Linked DNA regions of Homo sapiens: region 1 is linked to region 2. Evidence: read pairs that join two places in POLR2A ChIA-PET (ENCODE). Cell type or tissue: Panc1. All regions are shown on one strand. Each heading gives the region's core, and the rest is flanking DNA. Links, peaks and the distances in the headings are about the cores only.

Evidence for each region. ChIA-PET counts read pairs that join two places held together with the same protein. Peaks named below come from ENCODE experiments on the same cell type or tissue, not always from the same donor. Only the 100,000 strongest peaks of a DNase experiment are listed, where the experiment ranks them.
Region 1: POLR2A ChIA-PET joins it to region 2 with 5 read pairs; 1 of 35 experiments calls an interaction of 5 or more read pairs at or near these places.

What each region holds. Positions count from the first base shown.
Region 1 is chr10:114,342,321-114,347,696 of GRCh38, forward strand. The region is part of intron 1 of AFAP1L2 (actin filament associated protein 1 like 2); the gene reads right to left. Among named protein-coding and RNA genes, the nearest start is that of AFAP1L2, 59 kb to the right of the region's middle. In Panc1, for the core only: no CTCF peak of the experiment used is centred there; no DNase peak of the experiment used is centred there; H3K27ac peaks cover 531 bases.
Region 2 is chr10:114,046,812-114,052,187 of GRCh38, forward strand. LOC124902554 (a long non-coding RNA gene) reads right to left here. Exons shown (of 2, transcript XR_007062383.1): 2 at 151-384. ADRB1 (adrenoceptor beta 1) reads left to right here. Exons shown (of 1, transcript NM_000684.3): 1 at 1-93. Among named protein-coding and RNA genes, the nearest start is that of ADRB1, 5.6 kb to the left of the region's middle. In Panc1, for the core only: no CTCF peak of the experiment used is centred there; no DNase peak of the experiment used is centred there; H3K4me3 peaks cover 662 bases; H3K27ac peaks cover 4,689 bases.

The DNA of each region.
Region 1 (5,376 bases), core at 304-5,303, 300 kb after region 2:
CACCTCAGGTCTTGGTCTAGATAACATTCCTCCTGAGACACCTTCTCTGGGCCTCTTTAACAGATCCATGTTACCAGCACTGGCCTCTGTGGTGGGCTAAATATTGGGCCCCTAATGATATCCATGACCTAACCCCTCAAATCTGTGAATATGCTACTTGACGTGGCAAAGGGACTTCACAGATGTGATTTAATGAGGAGATTATCCTGGTTTGTGCAGGTGAGCACAGTGTAATCACAGTGGCTCTTATAAGCGGGGAGGTAGGAGGGTAAGAGTCAGGGAGATAAGATGCTACCATGTTGGCTTTGGGGATGGAGGAAGGGACCATGAGCCGAGGAACACAGGTGGCTTCTGGAATCTGGAAAAGGTGAAGAAGTAGATTCTTTCCTAGAGCCTCCAGGAGCCCTGTGGCCCCCTCTCAGATTCTGATCTCCAGAACTGTAGATTAACGAGTTCGTGTTGCTTTATGTCACTAAGTTTGGTAATTTGTTACCACAGCAATAAGAAACTGAGACATCCTCTCACAGCTCTGACTGCATCACAGCGTAGCTGTCTGTGTCGCCATTTAGCTGCAAGCTCCAAGGACAGGCTTTGTGTGGAGCTCACATTTCCAGGGCCCAGCACAATATCCAATAAATATTTGTTGACTAAATGAGTAAATGAAAGCAAAGCAAATCTATCCACTTACTTTGTACATGAAAGAATCCCATGGCTGAATTATAAGAAAAATAAATTAGTGGCCTGGATTAAGAGTAAAGAGAAGTCCACTAAAAATCCAGGTATCTGGCAGGTCCTATCTAGCCAAAATACTGGAACAGATGGGATTTTAAAAAGCATCTCCTCTACTTATCTAGCTTACATAATACACTCACAACACTGAGAACCCAAACAATTCTTCCCCCAAATGGCCTCCATGAAACCAACTCCTAGGGTTTACTGCATGAATGAGCTGTTCTGAAACCTGGACCCCAGCAACTTGCCCACCATCCAGAACCCTTGGCACCTCCTGCTTTCCTCGTGATCACTCTGCTCCAGACCAGCATGAGCTCCCCGTCTGCATGGGCAGCCTTTCATTTGTGTCACTCTAGAGGCAAGTCAGTGGCTCAGGAGAAACAGGCACTTTGTGGGAAGCCTGCACTCATTTGCTCACCTCACCCCTGCTCCTTTGTCTCCCTGGCATTGCTGGTCAGCCCCACCATGACACTGAGCAGATTTACAAATAACCAGCAAGGAGGGAGGGAGGGAGGCTGGCACTGGGCTCACCAGAGTGCAGGGCAGAGACTAAGCTCTTCCAGGTAGTTAAGTGTTTGCACAAAGAGCATGGGTCACAGGAGCTTCTCAGCAGACAGAGAAGCATCGGCGGGATCAGTTACTATGGGCATCACTAGAGGTTGCACCTGGCAAAAGTTGCCCTGTTGCCCTTGACCTTAACCAGTAGGGCCTCCCACCATCTGACCCAGGGGAGCTTCTCTGCTGGAGCTGGAGGCCCCAGCCCCATGCCCTGCTGTGACCAGACTTGCTCACCAAGGGCCAAGAGCCGCACTGCCAGCATCACCACACCCTCATCCAAGGCAATGGTGCTGCTGGGCCTGGATGACTGAGCCGAACCAGAGAAGAACGGGAGACAACACCAAGGCAGAGAAACTGAATTAAACAAGGAAATGAAAGGAGCGTGATGATGGCAAAATTCCAACTCTTGCCTGAGATAAAGTGAGGAGGGACCATAATCTAGCCTTATAAATGAGAGCCCTGATGGTCTGCAAACAAACATTTCCTACTGTGAAGTCCACGAGCATTGACTCAGCATCTGCTAGGCTGGCCCACAGAAGCATTTAAAAGAAAGAATAAAGCATGTTCTCCCAACTAAAAGGCCTTAGCTTGTGTTGTGTTTTGTTACTAACAGCTATTCATGAGTTTCCTGTCGGCCCCAGGAACTCAAAAGCAGTGAGCTTAAAGAAGCCAAACCAGGGAAAATAAATGGAGGACAACGACAGTGAGCCTTGAACTCAACTTCAGGGGACAAGGGAAAGTGAAAGGGCCTTGCAAGGCAATCGGGGTCTCAAGCTGCATTTTTCCTGACTTCTGAACTTCTCAAGGCTGTCCCTCTGCTGCCACTTCAAAAAAAAACCCATAAAAACTGTAAGTATCTTTTCACTTCCGCATCCTTGGCTATTCCCAAAAGCTGCCCAATTCCTGGAAAATAGCCTTTGTTTCTATTTCACGTGAGCCAATATGTACCAAGCCAAAGGGTGGAAAGTGCTGGGCCTGGCCCTGGGGAAACAAAGGTGACCCCAAGGGGTCCTCAGCCCTTCCAGAGGCCTAGTGAACCCAGGGTGAGAAGAGAACTAATCAAGGGATGTCTCCAAGGACCAGCAATGCAATAAGGAAAGTAAGGCAAACTCTGAGTTTATCAGGAAAAGGAATTGTAGCTCGTCCTTGAGGAATGCATAGGAGCTCACTGGAAAGGGGCAGAGGCATTTTAAGAAGAAGGGATGGCTGGGCACAGTGGCTCACGTTTGTAATCCCAGCACTTTGGGAGGCCAAGGTGGGCGGATCACCTGAGATCAGGAGTTCGAGACCAGCCTGGCCAACCTGGCAAAACCCTGTCTCTACTAAAAATACAAAAACTAGCCAGGGGTGGTGGCGTGCACCTGTAATCCCAGCTACCCGGGGGGCTGAGGCAGGAGAATCGCTTGAACCTGAGAGACGGAGGTTGCAGTGAGCCGAGATCACACCACTGCCCTCCAGCCTGGGCAACACAGCAAGACTCCATCTCAAAAAAAAAAAAAAAGGAAAGAAAGAAAAAGGGATGAGATGCTCAGAAAACTTGAGCCCTGAAAGTACATGTGTTTGGGAAACCACCCAGTGGCTCTGTGTATCGGGGGAACATGGAGCATCGAGGTGGGTGGGGGTGGGCCTCAAAGGGGAGAAGGTGGGCTCTAAGGCCAGAACTGTGGATTGGGGGTGATGCAGATGAAGAGGGCTTTATTATTCTGCTCAGAAGTTGGTGCCTTATTCTGCAGGGTCATGCAAGGCTGTTCTTTAAGCAGACTAGAGAGAATAATCCTGAAGCTGTGGGTCCTCAAGAGGATGGATGGAAGGGGACTGGCAGTGGAGGCAGGGAGGCCAGTTAGATAAACTCATTAGTGCATATGGAATGATGAGGGTGTGAGCTAATCATGGCAGCTGGGCACCATGCCATCAGCTGTGCCCCTACCACCTCAATTCTCACAACCACCCTGCAAGTGCACAGCTGTGGGAATGGGCTAAGGAGGCTGAATTACAACCCAATTTGGCCACATCCCTGATGAGTAGCGGCACGGGGGATCAAATCCAAGCATATCCAAGTTCAAAGCACTTGTGTCTGCCATCCATCCGTTGGCTGTAGTCATTCCCAGGGAGCCAGGAAAGTGCATCTGAGTCATGGCCCCTGCCCATCAGTCCTTCATACTCCACAAGGCAAAGGGTGTGGGGATGAAGAGAAAGAGTGGACTGGAGACATGAGACAGGGAGAGCCCACAGGACCTGCCGATGTGGGCACTGGGTGGTGGAGATGCGGAAAGCCATCAGACACCGTGGTGAACCAGGCAGCCGTGGTGCCTGCCCGATGTAGGCACTGGGTGGTGGAGACGTGGAAAGCCATCAGACACCGTGGTGAACCAGGCAGCCATGGCACCTGCCCATCGGGGAGCGGGTGGGCCAGCCAGATGTGTGGGGAAGAGCAGCTCTTGGGTGCTGTCTGCTGAGGACAATGTCGAGACCCTCCTTCTCTTCTAGGCTGTGGCAGGTGAAGGGGAAGCCCCAGGGTTGAAGGAGCGCAGGCCTGGGGATGAGAGAGAGTCAAAAGGGAAGGATGTTCCTTCCCTTCCTCTCTGGATCCATATCATTGTTCCAGGTCCAGCCAGGCCCCTTCTCCAGAAAGCCACTGTGACCAGCGGCACTCAGCTCTCTTGCTGGCGTCTGCCTCCCTAGGTTGTGGACTGTCAAAACCAGTTGCGCATAGTCGTCTGGGTGTGTGTCTATCTCCAGGGCAGAAGCTCTTTCCGGTCAAGGGTCAAGATTTATAGATTTGGGTGTCCGACAAGGTGCTAAGCACACAGGAGGCCATAGGCGATTCTCCTCCAGACACACCCTTTCGGGATCCAGCCACAGGCTTGGGGAAATAACAATCAACAAAGGCAAGGCCCCAGAGTGCCAACCTCAGTGACATTTATCAACCCCCAGGGCTGGGAGGGGTGGGCATCCCTTAGAGGAATGTGGCTATTGCCCTGAGGCCCTGGAACTCGCTCACCACATTTCCTTTCTCCCCCACCATCCCCCACACTTTCATTTCGGTCTCTTCCTCGTCCTCCTGTGGAGCGAGGGAGAAATAAATGTGTTGTTCATTCTGGAAACTGTAGGCCCTTGTGCAGGCTTTCCATCCCGGCTCTGTTAAAGTTCAGGGTTGTCTGCTTAGGGTCAATAAGTTTCTTGTTTGAGACTTCCAAGGCCCACGCAGGGCTGGGCGGTTCAACTGCTCGATTCATTGCCCTCCTCTGTGGTGAAGCTCTTCCTCCAGATGACCTCCTCCCCCAGCTTTTCTCATCTTGAGGCTGTCTTGCTTTTTGGTCACTAAGTTCCCAACCATAAACGTCTTCCCAACATGCCGAAAAAGCCACTCTTCACGGTTTCCCTGCTGTTCTATGCACACATTTTTATTTATTCAGCTGCATTTGCTGAAGACCTGAGATGGAGCATGATTTTCCTTCCCAATGTCAAACTGAGCAGACCTGCGCTTTATATAGAAAGACTGTATCCCTCTGCCCCAACAGTTCCCAAGATCAAGCCACTGAATGTATTATCCTCATGAGCCCAACTGCTGGGGAGCAGTCAGTGTTAGGAGCCTGTGACACTTTCTGTGAGAAGCAACAGCATCCTACAGATGCCAGGGAGGGTGGAAAATGTCGAAGATCTTCCTCCTGATCAGAGAGAGCTCTCAAGTTCTCAAGATGAGCTTCTGGAAAAATACACTCCTCACACCACCTAAGAAGGGTGACCTCAGAGCAAATGCCCCTTGTCTTCAAAAATGCAAAACACTGAGTCAGCCTTTAGCACGTATCTACTATACGTCTGGCCTGTTCATAGAAAGTGGGATTTTTTTCTTATTTTTATTTTACTTTACTTTCTTTTTTTTGAGACAAGATGTCACTCTGTCATCCAGGCTGGAGTGCAGTGGTACAATCATGACTCACTGCACCCTTGACCTCCCAGACTCAAGTGAGTCTCCTTGAGTAGCTGGGACTATAGGCATGTACCACTTGAGACTATATGGTCTCAAGTAGCTGGGACTATAGGCATGTACCACCACGCCCTGCTAATTTTTAAATTTTTTGTAGA
Region 2 (5,376 bases), core at 130-5,129:
CTCTTGTGTGTTTTACCAAGTATTTATACTCTGGTGCAACTAACTACTGTGTGAGGAATTGGTCCATGTGCAATAAATACCAATGAAGCACAATCAAGATTATGTACTGTGTGTCTGTAAAGGGTCAGTGACAATGAAAAAGACAGCTTGTTTTGTTCAAAATATAGACTGGATTTCCCATAGAGCTCTTTTAATAGGTTTCCATGACTCAATAACATAGCAAAATGCCTCCAGACCTAAATAAGGTGTTTACCTACTGAGAGCTACAGATTTACCCTACATTTTCACAGCCGGATTCAAGGTGTTCTAGACTACTTGTAGGCACTTTCAAGATCCCATCTGCTGCACTTGACTGAAGAAGTGACCTTTGTGATTGCGTAGCTCCTAAAAAAAAAAAAAAAAAAAAAAAAGTGACGCGGTCATTTAACTCAGCTGCAACTTTTCACGGAAATGCAGGAAAGACTAACTCATTGAATGATCAGTTGCCTACTTGGAATGCAATAAGTGGCTTCCACAGCTTATTTTTGTTTTCCAATAGAAAATCACAGCCTGCGGATGATCAGTGTGTGCAGATTTCTCCAGAGGCTGTTTAGAATGAAAAATGCTTTCATGGTTAAGCAAAAATGTATAAAAGGGCTTCTGAAGTAAATTTTTTTCTCTTATGTAGTTAAATAGATCATTTTGCCAGAAGTTCTGGGTGGACAGATCATAGGTAAAAGCAAGTGTGAAAGGATTTAAGTTTCCAACAAAATTACAGCACCCAAAGGATGGGGTATTTTTCATAAAGTTATTTCCTAAAGGAAGGGATAGTGCAATTCTGTCCTGAGATTAATTTTACATTCTCCAAAATACATTTAAAGTTCTTACTATATTTTTAAATAAGCTTTTTATTTCATGACCATACAGTAAAGAAACCAAAGTAAAGAATATTAACTTCTGGCTTATGCTGCACTTTAAATGAGCGGAGTATTCTTTAACAGGGAAAAGTTGAGACTGAATATTCTTTTTTGCAATGGCATATTCTAAAGACAAGGCAACCATCTTCTGAGAAAGGTTAATGACGTAGATGTTTTAGAGACCAGCAGAAGGTTGCATGAACAGTAACAGCCTCAACAAAAGCTGCTATGAAGTTTAACCCCTTTCCAGCAAAAAAAAAAAAAAAAAAAGGAAAAGGAAAAAGGAGAGCTTCTTTAAGAATACAAAGATAAATACTTAAACATATTTTGAAGAACATAAAATCAGTCTCAGGATGAAATGTCACTATAATTTCCCTAGGAACCAAATATGGTTAATATCCATCCACCCCCGACCATGAGTATGTAAGATGCATTTTCTTAGGGGTTTTGTCCTTCTTTGTTTGAAATTACTAGACACTGAAGTACCAGGTAAATGCTTCACTTTCTTGGTTTCCTGTTTATTTACTTATTTTGTCTAGATAAGTCTTCACATTTAAATAAAAAGAAATCTTCCCAGCCCAAAACATATACGCAGGCCCTTCAAATCTCAGGTCTTAAAATCACTCAGGTCTTAAAATCATGAAAGTCCTTTAAGCTTTAAGAACAAATGTGTATAATTTAACTACTTAGTACACAGGTTTAGTCACTTTAGTGAGTTAGAGGAAACCACTGTAATCTTGGGGCCGGTTTCTATGTATTGGCAGGAAATAGAAAAGATTTTTGTGTGATCTCCCAAGATCTCCAACTGAAAATTACATGGATTCAGAAACAGACCATGTCAGTGATTCCAAATCCCCATGAAGACTACTTTTTGTCGCTTTTGAAGAAGGCAGCCATTGATTTATAATAGGAAATGTGGGGAGCTGGGCTGTCAGTCCCAGTAGCGATGGCAGTGGGAGGAGAGAGCAGCCAGTCCTGCTTAATCTGGTGAGATTGTGCACTGCAGAAATAGGAAGAAGAAGACATTGAGTGTGCAAAAAGGCAGCCTTACCCATGGGCTTGTGTGTATCAAAGTACCAAAAGCATAAACCTTAAAATCAAAGCAGGAAAATGTGATCAAGATCCATAGATTTGCTACATTGGACGTTACATTCAGGTTAAACACTAACAATAACTCAATGGAGATTTTCCAGGATTTATAAATTCTCTCTCCGATGTAGAAATGTGTAATTGGTATAGCATATGGCTTCATACTTTGGTGAACTTGCCTATATAAAACTTTGCAAATAGAGTTTATTTGTTTCTTAGTCTATGCTTTCTTTGGAATTGGAATTATTAATAACTCCTAAGTGGCTATTGTGAAATCTTTCCTTGTTAAGCACATTTTCCTAGCTTATGTTAATTTCACATTTTGTTGAATGTGCCCGTTCCTCTGGCAGTATATAAAATTGCCAGACAGAAATTCTGCACCCAGAGTATCAGGGTAATATTAACATTTAAGTTTTTTGTAAGAGGTTCTCAGCAAGGATCTAAAGAAAAATTATTCTGTAACTTTTGCTGCCAGTTGTGAAAGACTTTTTAAAAAATGTTTTTAACCAAGCTGGACTCATTTGTTTAGTTGAAGGAAAAAAATTAAAACCTTAGAAGTAAATTAAACACACTGGCACAGATAATATCATTTTATTTGTACATTTCTGGCATAATGTGCTGAGAAATACTAATTCTTTTGACTCCCTGCCAATTTTCTACTAATCAAAATGGAGAAGATATGCACTGTTTGGATTATACCTAAAAATAGTTGTGCTACAGTCACATCAGCAAATGGAATTAAATTAATTTCTCTTTCTTCCTCTTCACATACACCCTCTGCACCATTTAAATTTCCATCTAGAATATTGCTCCTGAATCTCATAATTTTTTATTCAATGCATCCCAAATAACATTGCTACATTGCAATGATTTTTAAGCAAACTCTATTGAACTACTCTTCCGGCGGGATAACACTCTCCTGAAAATGCCATGTTTAGTCGGCTCTCATTTAAGGAGCCTCTACTAGATAGCTGTTATAATGTAATCAAAGAGGTAGGAATACTAGAAATAGATACTTTGTAGGCCAATTTACCTCATCAATAGTCTTTTTACCCTTTTGTAGGTGGAGGGCGATAGTGCCTGAATCAATCAGATTTGATCACTTGATCATAGAACAGATAAGCGGCTTCAAATCCGATTGCTCTAACGACAGACTGCAAAAATGGTAGCTCCAAGAAGCTCCCACACTGCTGGCACTATCAGAGCATGATCTTTGCAGTAACGTTAGCAGCACCCAAGAAGGCTTTGTAAGCAACTGCCTTTAAACCTTTGCCTTCTCTTGGATGTTTGGCAATGATCACGTCCCCAGCTTCTATACTTGAAGATCATTCTTGTCTTAGAAACACCACACTCACTAGCCCTTTTTGGAGCACTTCTTCGATTCTTTTTTTGTTTTTTTTTTTTTTTTGAGACGGAGTCTCTCTCTGTCGCCCAGACTGGAGTGCAGTGGCGCAATCTCGGCTCACTGCAGGCTCCGCCTTCCGGGTTCCCGCCATTCTCCTGCCTCAGCCCCACAAGTAGCTGGGACTACAGGCGCCCGCCACCACGCCCGGCTAATTTTTTGTATTTTTAGTAGAGACGGAGTTTCACCGTGTTAGCCAGGATGGTCTTCATCTTCTGACCTCGTGATCCTCCCGCCTCAGCCTCCCAGAGTGCTGGGATTACAGGCATGAGCCACCGTGCCCAGCGTTGGAGCACTTCTTCAATTTTTTCTGAGACAGGGTCTCACTCTGTTGCCCAGGCTGGTAGTGCAGTGGCACAGTCATGGCTTACTGCAGCCTCGACCTCCCAGGTTCAAGTGGTCCTCCCACCTCAGCCTCCTGAGTAGTTGGGACTACAGCCACGTGCCACCAAGCCTGACAGGTTTCTTTTTTGTTTTGTTTTGTTTGTTGTTGTTGTTTTTTAATTTTTTTTTGTTTATTTTTTGTAGAGACAGAGTCTCCCTATGTTGCCCAGGCTGCTCTTGAACTCCAGGGCTCAAGCAGTCCGCCTGCCGTGGCCTCCCAAAGTGTTGAAAATATGAGCTCGAGCCACCATGCCCGGCCTTCAATCCTTGAATAAGCTAGAAACATCTAGAACATCTAGTTCTTGATACATTTCTTTTCCTAGGAGAATTAATTTCTCACAAATCATTTCCTAAAGCTCTGATTTTCAACATCTGTCAATATTTACAGTTCCATTTTTCCTCTCTCTCCGTATTCCCTTGCTCATAGCTGTTAATTAGGAGTAGCAAGACCACGCTGTTTTCTTCCCACTTATGACACAAAACTTACCTATGATGCATTTTACATGTGAAGTTTGGGTTTCTTCCTGAGAATTTCAGTATTGCTCACAATTAGGTGGCAACTCCAAGCAGATAAAAATTTAAATACTTGTTTGTATTTTCCTATCAAAGGTGTTCAGGATGAGTTTAATATTTGGGGTGTGGGACTATCTTAGGCTTTCTTTTTTCTGATATTGTCACTTCGTAACCATGTGACCTTGTCAGTCTCATTATCTTGGTTTCAAAAGGTAACATTAGTTGTTCCACCTTCAACTATTTGCAAATTAGTTTTGCTAATTATTATTAGGCTAGCTGATTTGTGAGAATTGTGGGTAAAATTTTAGGGGTGTAGAAAACTCTTTCAAGCAGATGGCCCACTATGGCCACAATGGCTGTCTAACTGTAGTTCCCACTGTGCCCAATGACCTTGGGGACAAGTCACTTAGTTTCCTTGCCATTCAGGTTCACTTCCTACAAAGCCTGATCAGTAGCCTTTGTTTAATCTCTTTGAGATGCTATGACAGAAGTTCTTTGCTTTGCAAAGTCTATCTTTTTGAATACTTTCTCCTGGCCTCCTTTTCCCTTTCCTAGCAACTCCACCCACAGAAATCCCTCCGTCTTCTTCTTTTTTTTTTTTTTAAGTGAAAAGAACAACTAAGAATAGCAAAAATATATATAATAGCCCATGCATTCAAACAAATGGTCCTTCATTTTTTGTTGCAATTAAAATTCCACAGAAACCACAACTGAATAAAATAATCTTCCGAAACATCGGATTAAAAAACCTGTTTGCTGTGTGCTGAGCAAAAGTGATTGTTTAATGATTCTTAACCCACAGCCACTTTGAGAAAAGAAAGCCAATTTGGAAAACTACTCAACTCTACAATTTTGCATTGAGTTATAAATACTAAAAGCAACTATCTAGATTATTCTCCTTTTTCTTGGAATAGCAATTCAGAGATGAAAAGCACTGAGAGCAACAGGAGTTTATATTTTTGCACGCCCTTCCTTTATGGGTTGCAGGGTATTGAGTTTCTCTGTTCCCAACCTAATAAACAGGGACAAATCTACAGGAACTTTACTGGCTTACAATTTCTGTTATGTTAACTACAGGAACGCACCTGCAAT